2 separate regions of the Homo sapiens genome follow, and region 2 is linked to region 1. Evidence: chromatin loops called from intact Hi-C (ENCODE). Cell type or tissue: prostate gland. All regions are shown on one strand. Each heading gives the region's core, and the rest is flanking DNA. Links, peaks and the distances in the headings are about the cores only.

The links. A loop is a pair of places that touch in the nucleus more often than their neighbours do. Peaks named below come from ENCODE experiments on the same cell type or tissue, not always from the same donor. Only the 100,000 strongest peaks of a DNase experiment are listed, where the experiment ranks them.
Region 2: it touches region 1 in a loop (2.6-fold over the local background); 30 of 110 quality-filtered maps call a loop at or near these places.

Annotation. Positions count from the first base shown.
Region 1 is chr22:35,632,013-35,647,367 of GRCh38, reverse strand. LOC284912 (a long non-coding RNA gene) reads left to right here and starts at 9,434. Exons shown (of 4, transcript XR_001755514.1): 1 at 9,434-9,502; 2 at 10,160-10,421. RefSeq lists enhancers at 8,265-8,764, 8,765-9,266, 13,081-13,210. In prostate gland, for the core only: no CTCF peak of the experiment used is centred there; a DNase peak (open chromatin) is centred at 8,712; H3K27ac peaks cover 1,438 bases.
Region 2 is chr22:35,718,757-35,734,111 of GRCh38, reverse strand. APOL5 (apolipoprotein L5) reads right to left here. Exons shown (of 5, transcript NM_030642.1): 2 at 13,458-13,544; 3 at 6,918-7,901; 4 at 5,208-5,389; 5 at 4,629-4,758. The coding sequence ends at 5,214. Among named protein-coding and RNA genes, the nearest start is that of APOL5, 8.6 kb to the right of the region's middle. In prostate gland, for the core only: no CTCF peak of the experiment used is centred there; no DNase peak of the experiment used is centred there.

The DNA.
Region 1 (15,355 bases), core at 4,465-12,464:
GTTTGTGATTACACAGCTAAGAACCAGTCCTAGGCTCTGTGTCTACAAGAATGAGCCCACAGTGAGGTTACGGGCTGAGATCTGTGTCTCTCTAGCATTTGTGTCAAATTGTGATCAGAAGCCATGTGGTTTGTTTGTATTTATATGCCCAGAAGTCCCCAGTCACCACCCCTAGCTGAGACCACATTGGAGGCTGTTGCTTTGCAGAAGGTGCGGCCCACCTAGCCAGTCCTGGCTTTGCTGTGATAGAGGCCACCTCCTGTCCCTGGGCCCTACGAGCAGGAATGAGGGGTTAAGGGCTGCTGAGTTGGGTCTTGTAGGGGCCTTTCCAACCGTGGCATCCCGGATTCCACAACCCACCCCTGCTCCTGGCCTCCCACACTTGGGGAACACGCTAAACACAGCCTGACCTTGAGGAGGACTTGGCTGCCTGGCTGGGGCCGCTGAGCCATCCCAGGCCTGCCTGTTGTTTTCCCTGGCAACGGACCCAGATGTTGTGGTCACTGCTCGGTCCTGGGAGTCTCAGGGGCCAGACCGGCCATTGGATGGGGGCAGTGTTTACCACCAGGGCTCTTGTGAAACAATCGCCCCAAGAGATGCCATGTGAGAAAAATGTTCTGTAGCCAAATGCAGGAAGTGCTGCTTATGTAAGGGGACAGAAAACATCCACCCTATAGCTCAGATGAACAAAAGTAGGGAGTCGCTTAATTTCCTAGAGTCCACTTCCCTTCCCTCAAGGGACCCAAGACCTGCTGAAAAGAAACAAACTTGCCTGAAGGCCCCTTAGTCTCTTGTGATTTAAAACACACTCTCGGACCGGGCGCGGTGGCTCACGCCTGTAATGCCAGCACTTTGGGAGGCTGAGGCAGGTGGATCGCTTGAGGTCAGGAGTTTGAGGCCAGCCTGACCAACATGGTGAAACCCTGTCTCTACTAAAAATACAAAAATTAGCTATGTGTGGTGGCGGGCACCTGTAATCCCAGCTACTCGGGAGGCTGAGGCAGGAGAATCGCTTGAACCTGGGAGGTGGAGGTTGCAGTGAGCCGAGATTGTGCCACTGCACTCCAGCCTGGGCGACAGAGCGAGACTCTGTCTCAAAAAAACAAACAAACAAACACACACACACACACACACACACACACATCTTTGGGTAAAGTCTCTCATTTGGGGGTGAATGTTCAGGCAATTTAAGTTCAAATTTTCTATCAGGGCTTTTTATGTTTTCTGAAAAGTTTGCCTCTCATTGAGGCTGCAGTGAGCTGAGATTGCACCACTGCACTCCAGTCTGGGTGACAGAGCAAGACCCTGTCTCAAAAAAAAAAAAAAAAAAAAAGAAAGAAATTTGCATGCCTCGGAGATGGCACCTGGGGGCAGGGGCTTGTGCTGGCCCTCTGGGGTTCCACTGGCCCACAAAGAGGGTCCTTTGTGACCCTTCCAGCAGGCATTGCTGGCTCCTGGACACCTGGGTTCTGGTTTGCCTTGGCACCTCTCTGAGGAGCTGCAGGTTTTCTGTGTTGCAGCCACAACCAACCCACTCTGGGCTCAGGCTGTCTGCCTCCCAGAGAGCTCATCACGCCTCGGCCCAGTGGCCCCTGGCACAGGCAGGGACCATCCGTCCTGGGATGGGGGAAAGGCCTTGAAGCACACTTTGACCCTGAAATTCTTGGATTCTAGAAATTTCTTTTCTTCTCTCTGGCTACAGCATTTAGGGAGAGTTTGAACCTAGGAGGCGGAGGTTGCCTAGAGTTTGAGCAAATGCTGCCCTGAGACTGCAATTTGCCAAATGTAGCAAAAGTTCTATCGTGGCCTCCATTGCTTTGCCTGGAAGCAGTTTCAGGATCCTGGGAGCCCAGGCCAGAGCGAAGCAGGGAAGCAGCCATTACAAGGGGAGAGTGGAGCACTGAACTTGAACCCAGGACCACCAAAAGGGCCAGGCCTCGCATGGCCACACCCTTGTTGCTTGGCGTACAGCAACTAACCCTCACCCACTTCCATCCCATCTCCTTCCCGGGGTTCTTGTGAGGAAGGTTTTTGTTCGTTTGTTTTTTGTTTTGTTTTGTTTTTTTGAGACAGTCTCGCTCTGTCGCCCAGGCTGGAGTGCAGTGGTGCGATCTCGGCTCACTGCAACCTCTGCCTCCTAGGTTCAAGCAATTCTCCTGTCTCAGTCTCCAAGTAGCTGGGATTACAGGCATGTGCTAATACGCCTGGCTAATTTTTGTATTTTCAGTAGAGATGGGGTTTTGCCATGTTGGCCAGGCTGGTCTTGAACTCCTGACCTCAGGTGATTCACCCGCCTTGGCCTCCCAAAGTTCTGGGATTATAGGTGTTAGCTATCATGCCCAGCGGAATGAGTTATCTTGACAATGGTAAAGGTTGATGCACGCACCAGGTGCTCTGGCCATCATTACCATTTTTGTATACACAGGACTCATCTTTTTTTTTTTTTTTTTTTTTTTGAGACAACGTTTCACTCTTGTTGCCCAGGCTGGAGTGCAATGGCACGATATCGGCTCAGTGCAACATCCGCCTCCCTGGTTCAAGCGATTCTCCTGCCTCAGCCTCCTGAGTAGCTGGGATTACAGGCGCCCACCACCACCCCCGGCTATTTTTTTTGTATATTTAGTAGAGACGGGGTTTCACCATGTTGACCAGGCTGGTCTTGAACTTCTGACCTCAGGTGATCCACCCGCCTCGGCCTCCGAAAGTGCTGGGATTACAGGCATGAGTCACCGCGCCCAGCCCCAAGGATTCATCTTTCATGAGAGATCTGAGAGAGCGAGAGAGGGGATGTCTCTTTCTTTCTACCCTGGATTAAAAATGAAGATGTCTGGCATCCTGGGTTGGAGGGATGGGAACTTCCATGTGCAGAATGTTACATGTGGAGCACGTGCTCGGAATATTTCACTCATCATCGCATTTTATCCATATGCTCCTTCTATGAAGCAGGGAGCACAAGCCCAATATATAGCTGCCAAGACTGATGTTCATGGGTCCAAGGACCTCATCCAAGATCACAGTGTCTGACATGACTAGGGTTAGGCGTAGAACCCAAATGTGTCTACCTCCAGTTCTTTGCACTAAAACACATCACAGAAGTCCACATCTCTGCTCTGTGGCTGAATGATCAGTGAGTTTGCAAACTGCTCTCCTTGTGGTAGCCTGGCCAGGGGTGGGGTGGAGGTGGGCAGGGGCTGGAACAGGAGGTACAGGTTGTGCAAGAGGCAAGGTTAGTTGGCATTTTGGTTAGCAGGTTGCAAGTGACACATCATCTTGGAGCAGTGTAAGCAAAAACAAGGAAGCCATTTATCCAGCTTGGTTGTTCTTATACTGCAAGTCACAATTTACAGTGTCATGAAATCAGCTTAGTGGGTCTCAAGAAATAATAAAGGGAAATGAGGTTGGACATGGTGGCTCATGCCTGTAATCCCAGCATTTTAGGAGGCTGAGGCTGGAGGATTGCCTGAGCCTAGGAGTCAGACCAGTTTGGGTAACATGGTGAAACCTTGTCTCCACAAAAAAATGCAAAAATTAGCCGGGTGTGGTGGTGCGCCTATGGTCCTAGAGACTGGTGTGTGTGTTGAGGGGATGGGGGATGGGGGGTGCTGAGGTGGGAGGATCACTTGAGCCCAGGAGGTTGAGCCTGCAGTGAGCTGTGATCGAGATTGTGCCACTGCACTCCAGCCTGGGAGACAGACCATCTCAAAAAAAAAAAAAAAGACAGACAGAAAGAAAGAAAATGAAATGAGATAAAGTAAAAAATATCAGAGTATATCATACATAATAAGGGTATAAGTAGTGTTTCATGGAAATTATGTCCATATAGTGATGATGCACACACTTACGTGTGTGTGTGTGTGTGTGTGTGTGTTATGGATTGCACTGTGAAATGGGTCACAGATAGAATGCTCGAGAGCTACTGACCTGTTCACAGAATCAAAGGAAAACCCAGAAGGTTTCAGGCAGCTCCAGGTTCAGGGACCAGGAGCCCCACTGTAGCTCTCTCGCTGTCTCTCTCTCTCTTTCTCTCTCTCTCTTCCAGCCTCATTCTGTCCCACTACAGGTGGGCTTTTTCCATAACAGAAAGAAGAGAATTTCAAGTCTATTACAATTCATGTCCTTCTAGTTCCTGGATTGGAGATGCAAGAGCATTTTCCCCACCAGATCCAGTAAGAAAATTCTTTGGAAAGGTCTCTCTAGGTTAACCTGTGTTCCATATCCCACTGGTCTCTGTGGCTGGGGTTATTTGGTTCTCTGATCCCTCAGTCCAGGTTACATTACCTCTCCGATAACAAAAGCAGTATTCTAGTATCCAGAAAGTCCTCACTGAGCCATGAGGTTGGAGGGAGGTAAAAAGGGTACCCAATAAAAGGGGTGCTCTTCTGTAGGAGTCAGCTGGCGAATGCCCTCTCTGGGGGAGGGGGTGTCAGGTATTAAAGGGCTGGCTACCTCTGATGTGGCCCAGAGACCCCCGATAGCGTTTTGTGAAGTGGCATGTTCCTGGCAGCTGGTCTTCCAAGGTGGGAGCCTCTGGGTGCCCTGAGTACCCTGGCTTAGCAGCCACTCTGCTCCAGCTAGAAGAATCCATGTTAGGATTTCCTATAACCTCTCTAGGCTTGGGCTTCCCATCACTCCACATGCATCACAGAGAATGGGCCCCTCTGGCAATTGCCCTCCACGACCATCGGGACTCCCTCTTTGCTGGGCTGAAGATGGTGTTATCTCCCCCAGAGGCTTTGTGTCTGTACATAGGGAACTGCTGGACATGCTCCAGGAAGCCTCACTGTGGCCAAGGATGAAAGTCCACAGGCCATCTGAATCTGTGGCTCCAGGAAGCCTTGCTGTGGCCAGGGATGAAAGTCCACCAGGCCACTGAGGAGCAGCAGACCTAGTTCTGCTCCCACTGTGGCTATGGACATGCTGTTTCCCCTGCAAGTGTGGGCAGCTGGGCTCTGGCTGGCTAGCCAGGGATCCCCTGTGACCTCATGATGCTCCAGAAGGGAGTGTCTTCCAGCAGGAGGAGCCTCAGCCTTCAGGAATGAGTGTGGGACAGGGCAGGCTCCCCTTGAAACACCAGGGCCCCTCCCTCTCTAAGCCTCCATTTTCACATCTGCAAAACAAGGGGATCTCCCTGGATAAGTCAAGGTCCTTTTCTTGGCTGTGATCCTATGACCCTTAGAATCTACCATTCTGTGATTCTTGCTGAGATGCTATGATTCAAAGAGTATTTTGCATCTCTGTCGCTTTGTATCCAAGTCTTATTTGCTCCCCAGCCCTGTGGATTGTTTTTTCAGACTGCCCCTTGCATCCCAAGAAGGCCAATCACAAAAAATATACATTGGTTTTGACACAGGATTTTTTCTTGGTCACTTTGCAAGCCGGGGACCTCTGGCCGGCAATGCCCCACCTGGGCCTCTCTTGGCCATGCTACCTGCTGCATGAGATGGCCTGCTCAGTCGGCCCACCGTGGTTGAGTCTGGCTTGTGTACCAGTTCCCGAGTTCTTGTCCTGCACCCAAGAAGAGTGAGGATACACTGACAATTGAAGAGTGAGCAAGGTGGGGAGTTTTATTGAGTGATGAAACAGCTTTCAGTGGAGAGGTGACACGTGGGTGGCCCCCCTATCCAAAGGCAGGAAAGTTCCTCCACTGTGGCTGAGTCTGGTCTTTTATAGGCTTAGAATGGGGGAGGGGCAGGCTGTAGGTAGTATTAGAAAAGGCAACATTCCACTGCTACAAAGCATTATTCAGAAAGAATCAATCGGGAAAGGGTGGGCAAACAGGAACAGATGTTCTCACTCTGGGTTGAGGGTTTCATCCAGGACCAGAAGTCTGGTCTTTCAGCCTTCAGGCTGTGTTTTGGCTTGAAGGTAGGGTTTCACCAAGGACCTGCCCCATCTGCCTGGTCCTTTGGCTGCCTCCTGTTGCTCTCAGTGTCTTCCCTCACTCTCATCCTGGCCCCCTGCCTTATCTAAGGGACTTAGCTTCAGTGGCAATGAGCTTAAGCTCTCCCACCTCTCTACCCATTGCTAGGTGACATCAGAGCAGGACCTACATCTTTTCTCCTTGGCAGTTAGCACCTAGCACAGTGAACCTTTGTTGACTCCGAGGGACCTAAATTTCACAGCTCATAGTAGGTCTGGTTCAAATATAATGAGTTGGAGAAAATCGCATGCACCAGAATCCCAGAGAGGGTGGGGGCCTGTGGAGGGGTGGGGCTTGGCAGCTAAACTGAGCAGTCCTCCATGAGCAAAGCAGGTAGGACAGAACACAAGCTCCAGTCCTTAGGAGAAGCAGTTTTTGGGGCAAGAGGGCAAACCATAGCATCTGACAATGGAGGAGGTGTGGAGCCGGGAAGAGGCCAAATGGGCCAGAAAGCACTGGCAAGTTGTGGGACCAGGGCAGAAGCCACAAAGCAAATGGGGTTTTATTTGGTTGTTGCTGCCTGGCATCCAGTCAGGATGGTCTCCCTATGGCCCTGGGATGCTGCCAGCTCCTTCTGACTGTGGGCCTGGATACTCTACTGTGGCCCTGAAGAAGGGCTGGTTAGGGTTAGGCTCAAGGCAGTGCCTGGTGACAGCCACATCTGGGCTGCCAGGAGGTCCCACACGTTTCTGCATTTAAGGTGAAGATTATTTTTCTTTAAGTCTCTAAAATTCTTAAAGCTTAGATTCCAAAATCCCATGGGAAAGAAGGCAAGTATTTGACTTGACACAGAACTACTCAAATTCCTATCTTATCTTGTGCTGTGCAGAGCTCAAGGGTTACTGTCTAAGGACAAGGCAAATTTGCAGAGAGGCCAGGAAGTCTTCTGAATTAAGGGGGAAGAAGTCGGCTGGGTGCGGTGGGTCACACCTGTAATCCCAGCACTTTGGGAGGCCAAGGAGGGCAGATCACCTGAGGTCAGGAGTTCGAGACCAGCCTGGCCGACATCGCGAAACCCCGTCTCTACTAAAAATACAAAAATTAGCCGGGGGTGGTGGTGGGCACCTGTAATCCCAGCTACTCAGGAGTCTGAGGCAGGAGAATTGCTTGAACCCGAGAGGCGGAGGTTGCAGTGAGCTGAGATCGTGCCACTGTACTCCAGCCTGGGCGACAGAGTGAGACTCCGTCTCCAAAAAAAAAAAAAAAGAAAAGACAAAAAAAAAAGAGGGAATAAGTCCCCTCGCTCCTTCCCTGTAGATGACCAGAGCAGGAGTCTTGCATCGATGCTGAGATGGACAAGGCTCCTATAGCCCCTACAAGCAGCTTGTCCCCCAAAGATCTGTACCACTGACCTGTGCTCAGAGCGCCATGGAGAGGGGAGCACACATGACAAGAAGGGGCCTAACAGGCATCTGTCCTTGGCGATAGGTGTTATGGGCTAATCTTAGGTTATTTTATTAGGGCAAGAACATACCTCTTTTGTTTCCCATTGCGGACCAGCACTGAATGCAGATGACGACATCAGATGAGCTGATCTCTCCACCTCTTTCTCTTAGAAGTTCTTTTTTTTTTTATTATTATTATACTTTAAGTTTTAGGGTACAGGTGCACAATGTGCAGGTTTGTTACATATGTATACATGTGCCATGTTGGTATGCTGCACCCATTGACTCATCATTTAACATTAGGTATATCTCCTAATGCTATCCCTCCCCACCTCTTAGAAGTTCTTCAAACCAATATTGACATGGTCTGTAGTCATTCCCTAAGGTGTGGACATGAATTCTGATTTGCACAGAAAAGCAAAGCCCTGGGACTGAATGGCGCTGGCGTGATGGCTGGGGAGAAGAGAGAATCTTCTAGCAAGGATAAGCTGAGGGCTGGGAGTCCTATGAACTTGATTACAGAGATGCTTGCCTTTATTTATACCTCAGGCTCATAATGAATGGTGCAATAGCAGTAGCCATCTTTGCTGGTCTTACTATGGGCTCTGCGATCATTGCTATATGTGCTCAGGTTAATCATTTTTTTAAAAAATGTATTTTATTTATTTATTTTTTGAGACAGAGTTTAGCTCTTATTGCCCAGGCTGGAGTGCAATGGTGCAATCTTGGCTCACCGCAACCTCCGCCTCCCGGGTTCAAGCGATTCTCTGGCCTCAGCCTCCCCAGTAGCTGGGATTACAGGCATGCACCACCACTCCTGGCTAATTTTGTATTTTTAGTAGAGACGGCGTTTCTCCATGTTGGTCAGGCTGGTCTTGAACTCCCAACCTCAGGTGATCTGCCCACTTCAGCCTCCCAAAGTGCTGGGATTACAGGTGTGAGCCACTGTGCCCAGCTGGTTAATCCTTTTAATAACTCTAAAAGGTCAGTCTGCCATTGTCCTGTTTTACCGATGAGAGGAGTGAGGCTTGGAGAAGAAAACTGTGCCCAAGACTAAATGTTCAGCAAATGTCGGAGCTGGGGCCTGAGCCCAGGCAGACTGGGTTCCGAGGCCAGAATCCTAACCATACTGCCGTGAAGTCTCTAAGAGCCAAGGATTTAGAGTCAGAATTAATCAGTTTAAATTTTGTGCAGTGTTCTCTTGTTCTCACCAAAGAGAGCAGGAAGCATCTCCCGAGAAGAAAGTGACCCAGAGAGCAGGGGGACCTCAGTCCTCTCACCATTCTCATTGCGTCTGGGGCTGACTCTGGCCTCTGCAGAGCAGTGGACGAGAGCAGCGACTCTGTGATCAGGGTGTGACATGGCCTATTCACCAGAGTGAGGCCTGCACGCCAGCCAGGGCCCCAGGCACCGAGCCATCCGGGAAAGGAAACTCCCTCCCATGATGACATTCCCAGTTACTCTTGAGCACAGACAGTCTCCAGATGTTTTTTTCACTGAACACATTCCCAGAGAGTCTTGGAAACCCGGGGCAGTGCGGGGCTGGAGGCAGAGCACTGGTCCAGCGTCGGGAGAGCAGGGCAGTCCTTCGGCTGCCCAAATGTACCGTGGCTCCTGAGCAAATCCATTCTGCTCTGAGCCTGCGTTTTCCCATTTACAGTGGGTTGAAGAGTGACCCCAAAACGTGATGTCCAAGTCCTAATCCCCTTCACCTGTGAATGTGAGTTTACTTGGAAACAGGGTCTTTGCCGATGTAATTAAGGATCTTGAGATGGAATCATCCCTGATTTAAGAACAAATCCAATGAAAATGTCCTTAAAAGAGACAGAAAAGGAGAGCACACAGAGACACACAGGGAGGAGGGCCATGTGAAGATGGGGGCAGAGCCTGAAATGACGCAGCTGCAAGCCAAGAATTGTCAGCAGCCACCAAACACTAAAGGAGGAATGGAGCACATTCTGTCTCAGAGCCTCCAGCAGGGCCAACCCTGCTATACCTTGATTTCAGGCTTTCGGCCACCACACTTATGAGAGAATAAATCTCTATTGTTCTAAGTCACGAAGCTGTGGTCGTTTGTTACAGCGGCCCTGGTAAACTAATGCACTGTCTCTGAGAGCATTGATGAGGTCAGGAAGCCTCCTGTTGGGTAGAGGAGCAACTAAGAGACTGAACTTGGCCCCCACCCTGAGGCTCACAAGTGAGTGGAGAAGCCAAAGCCTGCACAAGATCACTGCATTTCCAGCTCCAGCTTGACGCACCTTCTGCACCTAAACCCAGGCTTCCCAGGCTGGAGTGGGCTCCCAGTCTCGGGGAGTGGCCTGGCTGCCTTAGGGTGGGGTGGGAGGATGGAAACTCAAACATAGGGAAGGATGAGCCCCTCAGGAACTGCAGGGGACAGAGCAGGGTGGGTGGGATGTCAGCTCTGACAGGGCCACCCCCAGGAAGCTCAGATCTCCCACTGGGACAGGGAGCCAGGGTTAAGATTCCATCTGAGCCAGCATCTTTTCTAGGGACTGCATTGGCTCTGCAGAGGGGCTTCTGGGCTTCAGGGATTTCAGCTCGGGGGGTGCTCTGGTGAGAGCAAGGGCTGCTGAGAGCAAAGCCTAGCCCCATGCAAAGTGCTTTGCAGGACTCAGAGGAGGGGATTAAGAACCCGTGGGAACAAGGAGCCGCACAGACCAGTCAGGTGAGGTTGCAGCAGGGTCATCAGAGCCTCCGTTTCTTCACCTGAAAATGCACATAGCAAACCTTGCCTTACAAGGGCTTTATGAAATGAAATGAGCTGCTGTGTGTAAAGCGATTGCTGTACTGTTTGGCCGAAGCTTTGTTATTGAAAGCATTGCTTTCCTTACAGGCTTGAATTGCACCTGAGTTCCAAAGGAGAAGTTGACATTCTTCCAGAACATATGCCCAGTGTCTTCAACTTGAGATGGAGCTGGGATGCCAAGTCTGCAAATGTGGGTTTTGGGCTTGGACAAGCCTGGGTTTGCATCCCAACTCTGCCCTTTGCTGGGACTGTGGCCCTGGGAAAAATGAGCCTTTCTGAACTTTCCTGATGGCACTCATAAATGGGAGACAGTATCGATGTCAGGCTGTGAGCATGCATGCTGCACATAGTAGGTGTTTAATGATGTTTCTCAATAACAAATGATTTGAAATAAAGGCAGCTGTGTGAAGCACTGATAGTAAATGTGGCCAGGGGCACAGATAGCAGGCAGCTGGGAGGGAGGGAAGAGGGTCTGCTTCTTGAGGGGTGATCAGGGAAACTATATTAGTAGGAATGTTTTTGTTGTTTTTGTTGTTTTGTGTTTTTTTGAGATGGAGTTTCGCTCTTGTTGCCCAGGCTGGAGTGCAATGGTGCGATCTCGGCTCGCTGCAACCTCTGCCTCCTGGGTTCAAGCAATTCTCCTGCCTCAGCTTCCTGAGTAGGTGGGATTACAGGCATGCGCCACACACCTGGCTAATTTTGTATTTTTAGTAGCGATGAGGTTTCTCCATGTTGGTCAGGCTGGTCTCGAACTCCCAACCTCAGGACATCTGCCGGCCTCAGCCTCTCAAAGTGCTGGGATTACAGGCATGAGCCACCATGCCCGGCTGGTAGGAATGTTTTGATTGCAAGTGACAGAAATCACTTTTGGCTCATGGAATGTGACTGTACCTTGAATAAGTAAGACATACTTTTACGTCAGGGCCTTTCTTTATATTTGCTATTCCCTCTGTTGAAATGCTTTCCCCCCACCCCGCAAGGTATTTCTGTAGTTCTCTCCTTTATCTCTTTGAATCTTTATCAAATATTTCCTTTATCTCACTGAATCTTTATCAAATCTTTATCAAATACATTTAAATTAAATTTTAAAGTACATTTTAAGCCAGACGCAGTGGCTCACTCCTGTAATCTTAGCGCTTTGAGAAGTCTGAGGCAGCTGGATTACTTGAACACAGGAATTAAAAATCAGCCTGGGCAACATGGTGAAACCCTGTCTCTATAAAAAATACAAAAATTAGCTGGGCATGGTGGCATGTGCCTGTGGTCCCAGCTACTTGGGAGGCTGGGGTGGGAAAATTGCTGAAGCCCAGGAGGCTGAGGCTGCAGTGAGCAGAGATTGTGCTGCTGAACAATTCAGCCTGGGTGACAGAGTGAGATTCTGTCTCCAATAAATAAATAAAAAGTAAGGGCCGGGTGTGGGGGCTCACGCCTGTAATCCCAGCACTTTGGGAGGTCAAGGCAGGTGGATTACGTGAGGCCAGGAGTTTGAGACCAGCCTGGGAACATGGCAAAACCCCATCTCTACTAAAAATACAAAAATTAGGTGGGGTGGTGCATGCCTGTAGTCCTAGCTAATCAGGAGGCTGAGGCAGGAGAATTGCTTGAACCCAGGATGCAGAGGTTGCAGCGAGCCGAGATCATGCCACTGCACCCCCGCCTGGGCGACAGAGTGAGATTCCATTTTTGAGACAGAGTTTCACTCTGTCTCAAAAAAAAGAATCTCCCACTCTCTGCTCAACATTCTCTATGCTTCTTCTCTACTTTATTGCTTTATTTTTCTCCATAGGATTTATCATCTAACATGCTTTCTATTTTTATTATTTATCTTATTTATTGTGTTTCTATCCATCCCCTCGTACTATTGTGTAAGCTCCATTTGGTTGGATCTTTGACTTTTTTTTTAACTGCTGTATTTTTACTATTTAGGACTGTGCCTTGCACACAGTAGGTGTGGTATTTAACTTTATGTGTCAACTTGACTGGGCTTTGGGATGCCCACATATTTTGTTGGACATTATTTCTGGCTGTGTCTGTGAGGAGGTTTCTGGAAGAGATTAGCATTTGCATTAGTAGACTGAGTAAAGCAGATGGTCTCCACCACGTGAGCAGGTATCATCCAATCACTGAGGACCTGAATCACACAAAAGGGTGGAGGAAGGGGAATTTGCTCTCTGCCTCACTGCCTGAGCTGGAACATTTGTCTTCTGTCCTCAGACTGGGCTTTACCCCATCTACTCCCAGGATACTCAGACCTTCAGACTCTGGCTGAATTATAACACTGACTTTCCTGGGTCTCCAGCTTGCAAATGGCAGGCTATGGAACTTCTCAGCCCACAATCACGTGAGCCATTCCTTATAATAAATCGATCTACCTAACTCTCCTATTGGTTCTGTTTCTCCAGAGATTTCTGATGAATGTAGTAGTCATTCAATAGCTATTTGTTTTGGTTTGTCTTTTTGAGATGGAGTCTCGCTCTGTTGCCCAGGCTGGAGTGCAATGGCATGATCTCGGCTCACTGCAACCTCTGCCTCCCGGGTTTAAGCGATTTCCAGCTAATTTTTGTATTTTTAGTAGAGACGGGGTTTCACCATGTTGGCCAGGCTGCTCTCGAACTCCTGACCTCAAGTGATCCACCCACCTCGCCGTTCCAAAGTGCTAGGATTGCAGGTGTGAGCCACTGCGCCTGGCTTCAATAGCTATTTGTTGAATGAACGAATGATTTAGCAGGAAGGTCCAGAGTGCAGTTGGCTTTAGGTAGAGCTGGGTCCTGTGATTTAGAAAAAATCATCAGGGCTCCATCTTGCTGAACCTCTTGGCTGTCCCCTGTCTCTGTTTGATTTGGTTCTTCAGGCCAGGGGCCACCTGCAATCCCAAACTCACATCCTTGCTACATGGCAACGTCCTTCCAAGAACTCTATCAGAAAAGTCTCAGGGAAGATTCGGCTTTGTCTGGCTTGACCATGTGTCCATCTCTGAACTTCAGTTCAGAAGCAAAGTCACTGTGGTCAAGAGGCAGGGCGAGCCAAATGCAGCAAGTTCCTAATAGGGAAGAAGGGGAGGGTGCTGGTGAAACAGACACAACAAAAGACAACAACAGAGGGCTTCCTGGAGGGCGTGTCCTTTGTGTCAGGGCTTAGAGGGTGGTTAGGATTTGGCCATGATGTCAGAGCTTTCTACAACTGGATCCTGCCCACCTGTCTAGCATCACCATCCATCTCTTACCGCTCTGCACCCTATGATTCAGCCACTCCCTGCCCTGAACCCTGTTCAAGTTTTCACCCTGCTGTGTATGTATTTGTCTTCTTCCCCGTAGCTAGTACTCCCTTCTTCAGCAAACGGAGTGATTCTCCACATCCTTGAAGATCTGGGCGCCACACCCTTAGAGAGACACATCCATGATCCCAGGCACATGCTTACATAAGCACGTCCAGGCACACTGCACACACACACACTCTCACACATACGCACACACACACGCACACACTCTTGCACACACGGGCTCACATGCACACACGTGTGAACACAAGCACACATGCACACACACTAACACACACGCACACACGCACTTACACACGCACACACACTCACACACGCACACACACTGACACACGCACTCACATACATGGACACACGCACACACTGACACACGCACACACTCACATACATGGACACACGCACACACACTTACACATGCACACACGCACACAAACATGCACAGACACATGCACGCACACACACGCACACACGCACCCCCCCACACACACACATGCGCTCTCTCTCTCTCCCTCTCCTCTCATTTCTCCCTTCCTTCCTTCATTATAAACTGAAAAGCAACACTGCCTTTCACCCACCCAGGCAGTGTGTATATTAGCAGAGTAGAAAGAGACCCCTAGTCTCCAAATATCTCCCCCACATGTTGGCTTTGGCACCTGAAATTCAGTCAGTGTTTGTTCCCCTACTATGTGCTGGCCACTATGTTTGCACTGTGGCTGTCATGCCTGATACAGAAGAGGTACTCAATAGGTATCGCTGAGTGAATTCATGAATGAATTACTGCATCCATCAATCAATGAATAAAGACAGTGTTTCCTCCCACAGAGCTATGACAAGGGCCATAGTTAGTATCCTGCCAGGAAGAAGGGGATGGGGCCTGCAGGGAGACGTCTACTTGGAGCTGGGGATCTTGGGGAGCCTCCTTGGAGAAGGTGCCCCGTGGGGAGGCCCTCAGTGCATGGGCTTTGCACAGCTGGGGAGGGTGGAAGCAGATGAGTCCACAGGGCATAATGCCAGAGTGTCAGGGAGTCCAGTCTACAGCAGAATAGGAGTAAAGGGTCCTTCCTCTGGGGCTGAATATCAAGCCTTTCCTGGCCTTTGTTGAAAGAAAATTCCTCAGGTCAGGGGCGGGAGAAGGGTGAATTTCCCTCAGTTACTACTAAGACAAACTGTGAGGAAAAATGATACACAAGACAGTTACTTTTTTTTTTTGAGACCGAGTCTCACTCTGTTGTCCTGACTAGAGTGCAGTGGCACAATCTCAGCTCACCGAAACCTCCGCCTCCACGATTCTCTTGCCTCAGCCTCCCGAGTAGATGAGACTACAGGTGGGCACCACCACGCCTGGCTAATTTTTGTATTTTTAGTAGAGACAGGGTTTCATTATGTTGGCCAGGCTGGTCTCAAACTCCTGACCTCAGGTGATCCGCCCACCTCGGCCTCCCAAAGTGCTGGGATTACAGGTGTGCATCACCAAGGCTGGCTAATTTTTTTTTTTTTTTTTTTTTTTGAGATGGATTTCACTCTTGTCACCCAGCCTGGAGTGCAATGGCGCCATCTCAGCTCACTGCAACCTCTGTCTCCTGGGTTCAAGTGATTCTCCTGCCTCACCCTCCTGAGTGGCTGGGACTACAGGTGCCGCCACCACGCCCAGTTAATTTTTTGTATTTTTAGTAGAGACGGGCTGTCTCTACTTTAGTTGGCTGGGCTGGTCTCGAACTCCTGACCTCAGGTGATCCACCCGCCTTGGCTTCCCAAAGTGCTGGGATTAACGGTATGAGCCACCGTGACTGGCCCACCCCCAACTAATTTTTATATTTTTAGTAGAGACAGGGTTTCATCATGTTGGCCAGGCTGGTCTCGAACACCAAGACAGCTACATTTTGAAAGAGGGACATGTGGAGGGAAAATTCTAGAACACAGGGTGCATTCCTCCCAAGGTAACAGCCAAGCCGAAAGTAGAACAGAATCCTAGGCCCTTGGGGAAGGGGTCCTAAGTGTTTGCATCC
Region 2 (15,355 bases), core at 2,712-10,711, 88 kb before region 1:
TGGAAAATATTAATCTCCAAATCATTTTAAGAGTAAGTGTTGCCAGCATTGGCAACACTTGCTCAGGCTCAAACTTCAAATTTCTCCCTTAGGCCTACAAGCACAGGCATGTGTGAATTTCAGCCCTTCCGTGCTTTAGTGGTGCGACCTCAGGATAACCAAGGCAGTGCAGGCTAATTGTTAAGAGCAAGGAACCAAGAGTTGAAGGGTTCTAACTCAGATTTGCCACCTGCTAGGTGGATGACCTTGAGCAACTTATTAATACTTAACAGCTCTGCACCCTAGAGTCCTTGTCTATAAACTTCAGTCAATAAATGTTCCTACTGTAGCAGTGTTTTGCAAGGATGAGATAAGACAGGACGTGTAAAGTACTCAGCACAGTGTCTAGAAAGTGCTAAGTTTTCCAAAACTATTTGCCATCTGTCATTTGGTAAAGTTGGGAAAACACTTAGCAGAGTTCCTAATGCATAGCAAACTTTCAGTGAATATTTCTTCTTCCCTTTTTGTCGGGGAGGGGAACAGGGATCAAGGAGTTTCTGGGCAGGCTGGAGTGCAGTGGTGCAATCTCAGCTCACTGCAGCCTGAACCTCCTAGGCTCAAGCGATCCTCCTACCTCAGCCTCCTGAGTAGCTGGGACCACAGGCATGCACCACCACACCTGGCTAATTTTTGTATTTTTAAAAGAGATGGGCTTTCACCGTGTCTGAGACCAGCTGGGCAACTCCTGAGCTCAAGCGATCCTTCCGCCTCGGACTCCCAAAGTGTTGGGATTATAGGCATGAGCCACTGCGCCCTGCCTGAAATGAATCTTGTGGCTGGTCGGGGATACAGCAGGAGTTTCCCTAGGAGGGTATTCTTAACACATCCACGCTGAGCTCCTGGTGTGAAAAGGAGAACTTACCTACAGAATGTCATATATCAGATTTTATTGGTACGTTGCCATGTATCTCTAAAAACCATGCTGCAGAGGCTGCTTGGGAAGTGGGATGGAGCTGGGATGGTACCGCCAGGATGTCAGGTCTGGAGACAGGGTTCCAGTGCAGGCTGCATCCAACACGGGCACTGGGAGCTGAAAGGGTGGGGGACATTCCCCGGGAGTTTCCTCCACCCTCTCTTCCTTATTGGATCATCCCCATCAGCACAGAACCATGCTAGTATTTCTTCCATCTTTAATTTTTTTCCCTTTTCTGACCTCACTTCTTCCTCCAGCAAAACCCCTCCAAAACACTGTACTTTCTGCTTTTTTTTCTTTTTTCTTTCTTTTTTTTTTTTTTTTTTTGAGACAGAGTCTTGCTCTGTGGCCCAGGCTGGAGTGCAGTGGCGCAATCTTGGCTCACTGCAACCTCCGCCTCTTGGGTTCAAGGGATTCTCCCGCCTCAGCCTCCCAAGTAGCTGGGATTACAGGCGCCTGCCACCACACCTGGTTAAATTTTGTATTTTTAGTAGAAACAGCGTTTCACCATGTTGGCCAGGCTGGTCTCGAACTCCTGACCTCAAATGATCCGCCCAGCTCGGCCTCCCAAAGTGCTGGGATTACAGGCGTGAGCCACCGCGCCCAGCCTCTTTCTGCCTTCTTTTAAAACTTCTCCATTCAGGCTTTTTGTCGTCAGCCACTTCACCATAACTGCTCTCATCGAGGCCATCAGTGGTCTTCATGTTGCTAAATCAGATCGATTCTCCTGTCCTTGACCTGTCCGCAGCACTGGTCTGGTGTATCACTTCTGCACTTTCAGGCTTTCCTCACTTGGTTTCCTGGACACCCACTCCTGGTGCCCCTCTTCCCTCAGTGGCTGCTTCCTTCTCAGTCTCCTTTGAGGGTTCCCCCGCTCTCCACATTCTCTTCAAGCTGGGGTGCCCAGGGGCTGGCCTTCGACATATTTCTCGGACCTGTGTTCACTCTTTTGATAATCTTACCCACTCTTACGGTTTTACATACCATCTATTTACAAATTTGTATCTCCGACTAATTTGTTGTTGGAGACCCCACATCTTGAATCGGATGCATGGATCTCATCACCTACTCAGCACCTCCCCTTGCATGTGTCTTTGGGCATCACAAACGTGACACGTCCATCCTGAGCACCTTGCTCTCACCCCACTCCGGCTCCCACCTGTCCATTTCAGGTGCCAACAGCTCCATCCCGCCAGTTGCTCAGGCCACAACCCCCCGTTATCCTGGCTCTTCTTTCCCTCACACCACAGGTCCAGTCCATGAACAAATCCTGTGGGCTCTCCCTTCAGAACAGATCCAAAATCTGACCACTTCTCACCACCTCTGTTGCCACCACACTGGTTCAGGTCACCATCCCCTCTCCAGAGGGTTGTTTCCAACATTTGCTAACAGATATCCCTGGCATCGCCTTGTCTTGCGGTCTCCTCTCAGCACAGCAGCCAGAGTGATCCTCCTAAAATCTAAGCCATTAGGTAACTCCACTGCCTGAAATCCCCCATGTGTCCCCGCCTCACTCAGAGTACAAGCCCAAATCCTTACTGTAGCTCTAAGACCCTGCACTTTTGGCCTCCAGCTCTCTCTCCAGCCTCCTCTCCTACCCTCCCTTCCCATTCCCCCGCCTCCCTCTGTTCCCGGCACGGCGCCCCACCTGCGGCCCCCTGAACGTCGCAAGCAGGTGTTTGCCCTTGCTGCTCCCTCCATCTGGAATGCTCTTCTCCCAGACACCCTCACCTCCTTCACGTCTTTGCTGGAAGATCAGCCTCTCAGAGAGGCATGCCCCGATGATCCTATTTGAAACTGTGCTCCTGCCCCATCCAACAATTCTGTATAACTCCTTCCCAAACTTATTTTTCTCCCCAACACTCATTACTTTATAATACACCGTAACACTGATTTACTGTGTTTCTTTTCCGTGTTCCCCTGCCTCCACCTTGAGAATGAAAACTTCGTGAAGGCAGGATTCATTTTGTTTACTGCTTTTCCCCAGTGCCTAGAACAATGCCTTTTTGGTTTTGGATGGATGGATGGGTGGATGGACAGATGGGCTGGAGGCTCCCTACGCTTTCCAGCCATTGCTAACAACCATGGGGTGGTCTTCTGTGGAAACACCCATTCTTCCACTGTTGCCTTGTTCTGTGATGAGAAGGAGTCTGCATGCACTCAAGCAACTAACAAAGCTATTAATAAATGAAGACCCGCTGACTATGAGGTTGTCCTTTTTGGTTGTTGTTGTTGTTTCGAGACAGAGCCTTGCTCTGTCACCCAGGCTGGACTGCAGTGGCGCGACCTCAGCTCACTGCAGCCTCTGCCTCCCGGGTTCAAGCGATTCTCCTGCCTCAGCCTCCCGAGTAGCTGGGACTACAGGTGCCCGCCATGACGCCCAGCTCATTTTTTGTATTTTTAGTAGAGACAGTGTTCCACCGTGTTAGCCAGGATGGTCTCAATCTCCTGACCTCGTGATCTGCCTGCCTCGGCCTCCCAAAGTGCTGGGATTACAGGCGTGAGCCACCGCGCCCAACCTCTTTTTTTTTTTTCTTTTGAGATGGAGTCTCCCTCTGTTGCCAGGTTGGAGTGCAGTGGCACGATCTCGGCTCACTGCAACCTCTACCTCCTGGGTTCAAGCGATTCTCCTGCCTCAGCCTCGTGAGTAGCTGGGACTACAGGCACCCGCCACCACACCCAGCTAATTTTTTGTATTTTTTAGTAGAGATGGAGTTTCACCACGTTGGCCAGGCTGGTCTCAATCTCCTGATCTCGTAATCTGCCCACCTCGGCTTCCCAAAGTGCTGGGATTACAGACGTGAGCCTCCGCACCCGGCTGAGTTTGTCCTCTTTTTAAACATTTTATTTTAGATTTGATGTAAATATTTATTATCTATATTCCTTCTATTTTATAAAACTGTAATGTGCATAACTGAAAACTTGAAAAACACAGAAAGGCAGAAAGAAGAGGGGAAGGAATCACCAAATTTACCTCTAAATAAACAGCTGCATTGTGACCTTGCTGTATTCCTTTAAGGGGTTTTGTTTTCCTACACACAAGTTTGAGAGATGTGTTTCCCCTTAGGTAAAAGGTAAGAAAGTCCTTGCTCTTTTCCACCTAATAATACAATCAACATTTTCCACGTTAACCCAGTCATTGAGTGAGCATCATTTCTGACAGCTATGTAGTGTTTTATCAAGTGGATGAATATTTTGTATGTAACCAGTTCCCTAGTGTTAGAACATTTTAATGGCTCCATATTTTTCATGATTATAAATTATGCTACAGTAAAGGGATAGTTTTCTCTCAATAACAGCTTTTCTCAAATCATTAACTTGTCATTGCAGGGCCCTGGAAATGGAGAATGGATCTTAGCTTGAGCAACAGTCTCCATGCAAAGGTGTTGACTTGCAGAGTCATGACAGATGACAGGAGGGAAGAGGGGGAGGAGTGGCAGGTGATAGTTTAAAACTTTTTTCATTTTCATTATAAAGGTACTATGTAGTTACATACAATTTGGAAAATCCATGAGTTTGGAATGTGTCCCGGCTCCAGTCTTAATTAACATGAACACGTAGGTCTTCTTGGCCTCCAATTCCATCTGTACACACAAAAAAGCCTGGTCTCTTGCAAATTTATCTTCCACCCCAGGTATTTCTGGAGTCCCCAGGGGTTACCACAGACCATTGCAAGTTTGCCTTCTATTATCATTGCTGCTGGTTTTATCATTGCCACTAGAAGTTTCCCTACCCCCAGTATTCTTCAGGGAAGACTTGCATTTTGCCTCTGTTAAATCAAGGTTCAGTGGTGACAGGGTGACCAACTAGGGTATAAAAAAAAAAAAGAAAGGAAATAGTTTACTCACTTCTGCAGCATCTTAGGGATCCCACAGTGGGTTCACTTGAGCTCCCACATATTACAGGGCTGGGCGAGGTCATTCTTCACTTTGCACACCTAGTACTTTTCTGTCTTATTCACTGCTAGGTCTGGCATGATGCCCGGCACAGAGGTGTGCCCAATTGAGATTTGTGCATTGATTAACTTCATGAATGAACGAATGGCCCATCTGGCAGGAAGTACAGAGAGAGCTCAGTGATCTCACTGACTGGCAAAGGCACCAGGTGGCGTGGCAGGTGGCCGGATGGAAAGGTAGCAACAACCTCTGTCCCCGTTAGGCCCTCCCTCTCTTTCCCTGAAGCCCACCCACCCAAGGAGGGGTTACTTCACTGTCAGGGGTTCCCACAGCTCCTGGCTTCCTTGCGTCCCACTTACCTCTTCTCATTGTCGGTGTCTTCCCGGGGCCTGTCTCCCCTTTCTTGCTGGTGCTGGTGGGGCTGGCTGGTGGCCAAGCATCCTTGGGGCAGAGACTGTCCTCTTTGGTGTCCTCAGTGCCACGCCAGGGCCCAGCCTAGGCTGGTGCTCCACAACAGGCCAGGGGAGAGGTGAGCGAGACCCTGTGGAACATGAGTCCCTGTGTCTTACAACTTCCAAGAAAGAGATCTGCCCCTGGACGTTCAGAAGCTCAAATATGTCCCCAGAGAGCAAATTTCTATTGGCTTTGAGAAGAAGAAAACCCCTCCCGCCCCAGGGCAGTGGGTCCCAAACTTGGCGGCACCGCAGAATTACCTGGAGATCTTTAAAAATGTCTAAAGTCGGCCGGGCGCGGTTGCTCACGCCTGTAATCCCAGCCCTTTGGGAGGCTGAGGCGGGTGGATCACGAGGTCAGGAGATCGAGACCATCCTGGCTAACACGGTGAAACCCTGTCTCTACTAAAAATACAAAAAATTAGCCAGGCGTCGTGGCGGGCGCCTGTAGTCCCAGCTACTCGGGGGATTGAGGCAGGAGAATGGCGTGAACCCGGGAGGCGGAGCTTGCAGTGAGCCAAGATGGCGCCACTGCACTCCAGCCTGGGCAACAGAGCGAGACTCCGTCTCAAAAAATAAAAAATAAAAAACAAAAAAAAGGTCTAAAATCCAGGTCATATCCCAGACCAAATAAAGCCCAGTCCCTGGGGGTGGGACCCACCCACTCATCAGTATTTTTTGCAGTTTCCAGATAATTCCAACATGCAGACACATTTGGAGCCACCTCCTAAGTCCTCGGCCCATCACAGGCCCCACTTAATGAAAATCTGTTGAATGGACAATGAGTGAATGAACATTTGAGCCTTCACATCTTCGGCAAACACTTATGTGTCCTTTTCCCGGGTTTCAGGTTGTGACCTTGCTACCGCGTCATTCTATTAAAGATGAATCTCGAAATTCTCCTTTATTTTTTGGTAGCAGTTTTCTTGTTTCAGTTTTTATATCTAGGAATTTAATTTCTCTACATAGGAGAGTCTAGAAATGTAAACTACTTTTCAAATAAAAATCCTTTCCCAACTCATTTGAAGTGCCGTTTTTATCACGCAATGCCACATTCACGTCATTCAACACGTATTTCCGGCACACTGGCTATGTGCCAAGCACTGCTAGGTGCTGGGGATACTGGTATGGACAAGAGGGACACAATGGCTCAGCTGTCGCCACCCAGACTGATAAACTGGCTCATCTGATCTTGTGGCCTCTACCCAGGAACCGGCTCAGCGCAAGAGGGCGACTTCGACTTCCTATGATGTCATCTCCAGTCCCAGCAACCAGCACTGCTCACTCCCTGGACCCCTATCCGCCAAATTATCCTTCCCTGCCAGAGCCTGCAGACCACAGGAGAGGCAGACAGGGAGCACCCCCACAAACACACAAATATGGGATTTCAAGAATTTATGGTTATTTATGGTCAGGGCTTTGAGAGAACAGAACGCAATTCTGGGAAGAACAGAGGGCGCCTAGTTAATGTCAGGGGTGTGCGGCAAGTCCTCTCTTTGCAGAAGGGGCAGCTGTAGTTATGCACTGATGTGTCCGTTTAGCATTCGTCGCCCCCCACCCTCATGGTAAGCTTTTAGAAGAGCAAGACCACGTCCGTGTTATTCGCTGCCTTCCTACCTTCTGGTTTAACCACACGGGATCCTCGAACAGCCCTGCCCCGGGAGCTGGAACAGGTCTGGCTCGCCTTCTGCGGCAGGTGCCGGTGGTGCTGGGTGAGCCGGTCCAGCTCCTGCTCCAGCTTCTTAGCAAGTGCTCTCAGTTCCTCTGCTGTCTCCGTCCTTGCCCCATCCTCCAGGTGCTTCCAGCTCTGCAGGAAGCTGCTCATGTCTTTCATAAGTAAGAAGCCAGCCCCAGCAGCACCCATCACCCAGGCACCATTGGTCATGGCCAGAGTTGTGCCCTCAAAGGCTCTCTGCACCCCTCTAGCCGTCCAGAAAGGGATGTGTCTCTTGGCCACAAAATTCTTGACCATAGCCATGAAGCCAGAGTTGGATTTGGCCATCTGGTAGGCATGAAGATCCTTGATGCCCTGGATAGCTTTTACACACTTATTAACACAAAAGCCAGCAGCCTCGATTTCAGACCAATTTATTCCTCCGAAAGCCTCATGTGATGTTGTCAGAGGCCCCAGTCGGCTGGCTTTGTCTCTTGCTGCTGAATTGCTTCTATTTTCTAAGACATTTGTTACTATGTTGGTGATGGCAGCTGCTGCCCCCAACCCTGTCCCAGTTGCTGAGAGCATGAGACTGCCTCCTGCTGTCACAGGTGCTAGGGCCAAACCCAGGATGTTCATGACCCCAGAAACAGCCCCGGAAGAGCTGGCCACCAGGCTGGTCTTGGTAAGCAACTCGTGAGTGGTGTCAACTTGGTCCGCAAGGGTGTTAAGTTCTTTGATGTTCTGTTCTAGCTCAAACTTGTGCAAAGGAAAATATGAGAGAAACAATTTTTCCTCCTCTGACAGATTTCCATCTGGCATGGAATCTTTGTCACATCGCATCAGCTCTTCAAACAGAAAGTAGGACAGCATACCAGCCTCATCACTGTGGACAGTTGACATCAAATTGTTAATTTTCCAACTCTGGCACAGGTTCACGAGTGAGGCTAAAGACATCTAGGCAATCTGAGCACTAAAATGTGTGCAGGAGGCAGAGCCCTGAGAATCGAGGTACAATGTCGAAACCACCTTTGCAAAAATTCTAACAGTGGGGAAATTACAGCAGTGAAAGGGGTCTGACCTAACCGGCTTCATCTTGCTTCTAACCTCCAAGCTGTTCTCGTTCATTCTTCTGGGCATAAGCTGAACTAACTTTGGGAAGAACTTAGTTTATAGTTTAACTTTGAAACAAAGATGATAACAGCCCTTTCCCAGAAACAAACCCCCTTCTTGCCTAGGGACCAGACTGCCTTTATAGGACTAAAAAACTGGCCACAAGATTAGAAATTATAGTTTAGGTGTTATTCAGCCAGAGGCCACAAGATTCTAAACCTCCCCAATTGCTCCTCGAGATAACATCACTATTGTAAAACCTAACATGAGTGCTCGAGATATTTTTCAGACCCTGCACTCAATGGCTCAGCTGTCGCCACCCAGACTGATTAACTGGCTCATCTGGTCTTGTGGCCTCTACCCAGGAACCCGCTCAGCGCAAGAGGGCGACTTCGACATCCTATGATTTCAGCTTCAACCCCAGCGATCAGTACTCCTCACTCCCTGGACCCTTACCCACCAAATTATCCTTTAAAAAAAAAAACCAGTCCTGGCCAGGCGCGGTGGCTCACGCCTGTAATCCCAGCATTTTGGGAGGCCCAGGCGAGCGGATCACAGGGTCAGGAGTTCAAAACCAGCCTGGCCAATATGGTGAAACCCCATCTCTACTAAAAATACAAAAGTTAGCCGGGTGTGGTGTAGTCCAAGCTACTCGGGAAGCTGAGGCAGGAGAGTCGCTTGAACCAGGGAAGTGGAGGTTGCAGTGAGCCGAAATAGCGCCACTGCACTCCGGCCTGGGTGACAGAGCAAGAGTTCATCTAAAAAAACAAAACAAAAAAACAAAACAAAAAACCCAGTCCTCGAATTTTTGGAGAAACCGACTTGAGTAATAATAAAACTCCAGTCTCCCATTCATCTGGCTCTGCATGAATTAAACTCTTTATTGCAATTCCCCTGTCTTGATAAATCAACTCTATCTGGGCAGAGGGCAAAATGAACCCACTGGGCTATTACAATGTGGGCAGCAGACAGACAGACAGACAGAAGGTCCACTCTGGCCTGGAGCCCTGGGTGGGGGTGGCCGTGTGTTTTTAGCAGGAGCACAGTTCAAACTACCCCTATGCAGGCCTAGGCTGATGGCTTACTATTCCATTCATCCACAAACAGCTCTCTTCTAAATGTATGTGGATACAAGGCCGGGCACGGTGGCTCACGCCTGTAATCTCAGCACTTTGGGACACCGAGGCGGGTGGGTCACCTGAGGTCAGGAGGTCAAGACCAGCCTGACCAACTTGGTGAAATCCCGTCTCTACTAAACATACAAAAATTAGCCAGGCACGGTAGTGGGCGCCTGTAGTCCCAGCTACTCAGGAGGCTGAGGCAGGAGAATCACTTGAACCTAGGAGGCGGGGAGGTTGCAGTGAGCCGAGATCGCGCCATAGCACTCCAGCCTGGGCAACAGAGTGAAACTCCGTCTCAAAAAAATAAAATAAAATAAAAATAAAATAAATGTATGTGGATACTGATGTGATGAATAAAATGTAACTTAAAAGCTTTACTGACTTTGGTCACCAAGTCTTTTCCTAATAAAGATATACATACATGCATACATTTATAATGTATACATATATAACAAGTTGTCACCAATTTGATTAAAAAACAGTACCAAGAGTGTATGGAGCAGATGCTTTGATCTTCTTTCTTTTTCTTTAAAAAAAAAAAAAAGGTGGTTGCTTGAAAATTGTGGTTGCTTCTGGGCAGGGAACCTGGGACATCGGGAAACAGGATTTAAGGAGACCCATTTTTTTTTTTTTTTTTGAGACAGGGCTTCACTATATTGCCCAGGCTGGCCTCGAACTCCTGGGTTCAAGTCATCTTCTCCAGCAGCTGGGACTACAGGCGCATGCAACCACACCTAGCGACACTTACTTTTTACTATTTGCCCTTTTGTTCCTCTTAACTTTTGTGTCAAATGCATGTATGATAATTTTTAAAAATTAGTAAAAGAGTCTACATTTCCAAAGCAAAAGTTTGGGGATCTCCAAGAAGACAACCACAAATCCCCCTTCCACGGGAGAGGGCTCACTGTCATTCAGTGGGACAGTGTTGAATATTTTGAAAACAAAGTAGAATTTTTTTGTTTGTTTTGAGATGGAGTCTCACTCTATTGCCCGGGCTGGAGTGCAGTGGCGCGATCTCGGCTCACTGCAACCTCCGCCTCCAGAGTTCAAGCCATTCTTCTGCCTCAGCCTCCCGAGTAGCCGGGCATGATGCACCACCATGTCGGGCTAATTTTTGTGTTTTTAGTAGCGACAGGGTTTTGCCATGTTGGCCAGGCTGCTCTCCAACTCCTGACCTCAAGTGATTCACCTCCCCTCGGCCTCCCAAAGTTTTGGGATTACTGGCATGAGCCATCACGCCCAACCCAAAGTAGATTTTTAACAAAAGTGTGGTCACACTTAGAAATAGTGAGATCTACTCTGGCCGCTTGTTAACAGGCAAGTGGGGGGAGCTTGTAAATCTTAAGAAAAAGTGAGGAAAAGGGAAAAAAGGCACAACTGGGAAAATCCTCTCCACTCAAACTTTTCCTGTAGTTCGAAAAAAGAATCACCATTCAATTTTCCTGTTGAATCATTTTGGCTCAGTATCTGGAACTTCAGAGTTCTGCAAGACCTTTGAGAATCACTGTTCTTAAGTACCATTTTCTTATGGAATTTGGGGTTTCCAGCGTGTGTATTGCTGAACTATGGACTGTATGTGTGACTTTCTACAGCACGTAACAGGGTTTGACTTGTATATCCCTTAGGCTGGTTCTGGCCTGTCTCCTAATTGAGCATCTACAAGAGACTTGGCTTGGGTTTGATGGATAGTGAGAGAGGATCTATGGGAAAGGATGCAAGGCTGTGGGCAAACTGTACTTGGACCAAGGAACCCCACGGCCTCAAAGGAACTGTTGACAACAGCCTTAGAATCCTCTGCTCCTTAGCCAAGGCCATCAGCAGCCTCAAGTGGACCAGCCCTGGGTCCCTCCCTCCTCCCTCCTGGAGGAAGCGGGAGGGGCCTTCTGACATCCTTCCTCATCTTCAAGTCACTCTTTTAAGAAAAGACTTCATCAGGGCTTAAGGTGAACATCTCTGTAAACCTAGGAGTTCAGTGCCCCCTCTCCAACCTAAGTTTTAGAACTATGAGATGTTAGAGCTGGAAGGCCCTTCCAGATCGCCTTGTACACAGATGGCAAAGAGGCATAACCTCCCCGCTATTGTTAGTGAGGGTGTCTAAAGCACGGGAGAATCACGGTGACACATCTAGGCTCTTTGGGAAAGAGTGCTGCTGTGACCTAGTGGGTGCCCTCTAGGCACAACACAGAAGATAAATAGTATTCTGCCACATTTTTGCCATCAATGAGCCCAGTCCCTTATTTATAGAGAAGCAAACCAGCTCCAAAAAGGAGGGACATTCCCTGATTACAATTGAGTTAGTGGTGGAGTTAGGGTAAGAACCTAGGGCCGGGCGCAGTGGCTCATGCCTGTAATCCCAGCACTTTGGGAGGCCTAGGCAGCCAAATCACTTGAGGTCAGGAGTTCGAGACCAGCCTGGCCAACGTGGTGAAACCCTGTCTACTAAAAATACAAAAATTATCCAGGTGTGGTGGCGGGCACCTGTAGTCCCAGCTACTCGGAAGGCTGAGGCAGGAGAATCACGTGAACCTGGGAGGCAGAGGTTGCAGTGAGCCGAGATCGCGCCACTGCACTCCAGCCTGGGCGACAGAGGGAGACTCCATTTCCTGAAGCCTCTAGTCTGCCTCAACCACTGGCTGATTTTCCCCAAGATAGGAAAAATCATCCCTTTCCCTTTACCAAAGGAGGAGAGGTTAACATTGTACAAGCACATAGGAAGGGCCCCTGTTAACTCCAGTCCATGCAGCATGCATTGGCCAGTAGCCAAAGTCAAGGACACGGATAAGAAAAATGGCTGTGCCTGTGCCTGAAAAGTCAATGCCTTTTTTGGGGAGCTTTCTCAGACTTAACGGGAGCACTGGGGGGAAATCTTGACAGTGGAGGTGGGAGAGAGAACAGTAGAGGGAGGCTGGGCCAAGGACACAGAGAAGTCAATAACTGTACCTGTGTCTGAAAGCGCAGGCAACCCATTTGCATGACGCATGAAGATTTTATCTTTAGGCATTTGGTTGCTATAAATTGCGGGAGCATTGCAACCCACTTTAGAGAACCTTATGGACACTTTGGCAAGAGTTAAGTGCAACCTCTGTTAGGCAGCAGAGTTTGTTGTGAGTCTATTGCTGCAGCTGAGCTCTGTGGGAGAGTCTGAATGCCCAGGCCAAGGCAACGGAAAGGGAAGTCCCAGGAGCTTGGATCTCAAGGCAAGACTCAGACATTATCATGGGTTGGGAAAGGGTGAAGGCAGACCCAGGAAGGAATATTCCTGGATTGGGAGAAAACCAGCAAATTCTGCTTCTAGGATTCCATTGCCCTCTAAGCCATGTGTCTGGGCATCTATCAGTATACCAATGTACTTACCATTACCAAAGGATTTTTTTTTTTTAAATGAAGCCCTGCTCTGTCGCCCAGGCTAGAGTGCAGTAGTGGTGCAATCTTGGCTCACTGCAACCTCCGCCTCCCGGGTTCAAGCAATTCTCCTGCCTCAGCCTCCCATGTAGCTGGGATTACAGGCATGCTCCACCACACCTAGCTAATTTCTGTATTTTTAGTGGAAATGACGTTTCACCATGTTGGCCAATCTGTCCTTGAACTCCTGACCTCAAGCGATCCGCCCACCTTGGCCTCCCAAAGTGCTAGGATTTCAAGCGTGAGCCACCGTGCCTGCCCTTACCAAAGGTTTTACATTTTTTTTACTAAGATATTTTTTATGCGGATGTGTACATTTTATCTTTTTTGCATATCTCCAATTGCACATGAGACAACATGAGCAACACTTCAGCCAACTTGGTTGGAACCCATTTGTATGTTTCATCCTATGAAGGTGGCTACAGATCTGGATATTAACAATCAGATTTTATTCCTTCATTCAAATACTTATTGACAGCTGGGCACGGTGGCTCACACCTCTAATCCCAGCACATTGGGAGGCCGAGGCGGGTGGAGCATTTGAGATCAGGAGTTCAAGACCAGCCTGGCCAACATGGGGAAACTCCATCTCTACAAAAAATATAAAAATTAGCCGGGCGTGGTGGCGGGCGCCTGTAATCCCAGCTACTCGTGAGGCTGAGGCAGGAGAATCACTTGAACCTGGGAGGCAGAGGTTGCAGTGAGCCGAGATCGTGCCACTGCACTCCAACCTGGGCAACAGAGAAGAGACTCTGTCTCAAAACAAAACAAAACCCAAATACTCATTGAGTGCTGGGTCTGTGACAGACACTGTTTTGGATGCTGGGATTGTGGCCATAAGCATAACAGCCTGTTCTCTGCCCTCACGGAACTCAGGTTCTGGGGACTTCCCCCAGACCTCACCTCCGTAGATTACCTTTCGAAGCCACATTTCTTTACAACCTTCTCCCAAGCCTGGAGATGGACAAGGATCAGGGACATTTCTTCTTGAGTCATCTCAGCCCGAAAAGACATAACAGTGCTCCGGGAAAGTTGGCTGTCTAATTACAATATTGGAGAATTAGAAAAAAAAAAGAATACAACAAAAATCTTAATGTCTCAGAAATGTCACATGATTTTTGTCTAATGATTTTAAACAAACAAACCATGGGAATGCCCAAGGTTGACTAGGATGCAATAAAACTGGAAATCGCTTAGGCTTCTAGTGGCAAAGTAGATTGGTAAAGCACTTTTGAAATGTTGACGTTATACGTTAATGATATGGGAGCAGGCAGGGAAGTGCTGCTTACATAAAGGCATGGTCCCCGGTGAGGGTTCCACCCTCGGGCCTGGGCCCATGGATCTAAGTGAGGACAAGCATTTCTGCTTTCGCTCCCAAATGCTGCATTTTCTAAGACCACTCTGGCCCGCCATATCCCCACCTAACAGGCAGACACACACAAGTAGCTGGACATCGAGAGGAACACACAGGAAGAAGAATACACCGGCGGATGCTGACAGGTCATCCACGGCTGAATGACATGGAATTTAGCCAAAGGCAGTTGGAGGAGAACCGCTGAGTGGCCCAAATCCAGGGGAAGACCACCTTCCCACTCCATCCCCTTTCTGGCTCCCCATCCATCTGCTGAGAACTACACTCGATAAAACCTTGCACTCACTCTCCAAGCCCACGTGTGATCCAATTTTTCTGGCATACTAGGGTTAGAACCCTGGAGTACAGAAATTAGACCCTCTGCTTTGTCCTTCCGATAAGCTCACTGGGGCTCGGGAGCTGCAAACACTCAACCCTAGATGGGGCTGCTGTGGGGTCGGAGCCCACGCTCCCCAAGACCTGCCGGTCCGCATGCTCCCCCTAGGGGTTTGAGCCGCAGGGCACCGAAGAAGTGAGCCACACCCCGTTTTATACTGTGCAAGGGGGATAAGGGAACTTTTCCCATTTCGTTAAGTCACAAAAGTCTTCTGAGAATCATCCAACAACACAATGATAGGCACCAAGACAATCGGGGCCATGTTAATTGATAACATTTTTAACTTGGGAGCAAGTGAACGCTCATTCTGTCCAGTGCCTATCATCTATAGCCCTGAGAGAGGCACAGTCCAGTCCCTGCTGAATGACACCTGCCTGATGACAAGGCTCGTGGGCGGGATGGTGGTTGGTTTTACCCAGGCAGGCAACACAGCAGAGTCCACCTTGTTCAGACACTCTCTCTCACATTGCAGCTTCTTTTGTTGCTCAAAAATCACTTTAAATGTATTTTCAATATAATTTGACAAAAAGATAGTCAAATTTGACAAAAAATATAATTTGACAAAAATCACCCCTAGTTCTCCTGCAACATAACTATTGATTTCATTCTCTACTTCCCGTTATTTTTCAAATCCGTATTATTTTTCGCATGGCTTTTATACTTATAATGGTGTGTCCTGTTTTTATTTATTATTATTATTTATTATTATTATTATTTTTGAGACGGTCTCACTGTCACCCAGGCTGGAATGCAGTGGTGCGATCTCGGCTCACTGCAACCTGCGCCTCCTGGGTTCAAGTGATTCTCCTGTCTCAGCCTCCCGAGTTGTTGCAATTATAGGTGCGCACCACCATGCCTGGATAAGTTTTCTATTTGTAGTAGAGATGGGGGTTTCACCATGTTGGCCAGGCTGGTCTCAAACTCCCAACCTCAGGTGATACATCTGCCTTGGCCTCCCAAAGTGCTGGGATTACAGGCATGAGCCGCTGTGCCTGGCCACGTGCCCTGTTTTTAAAA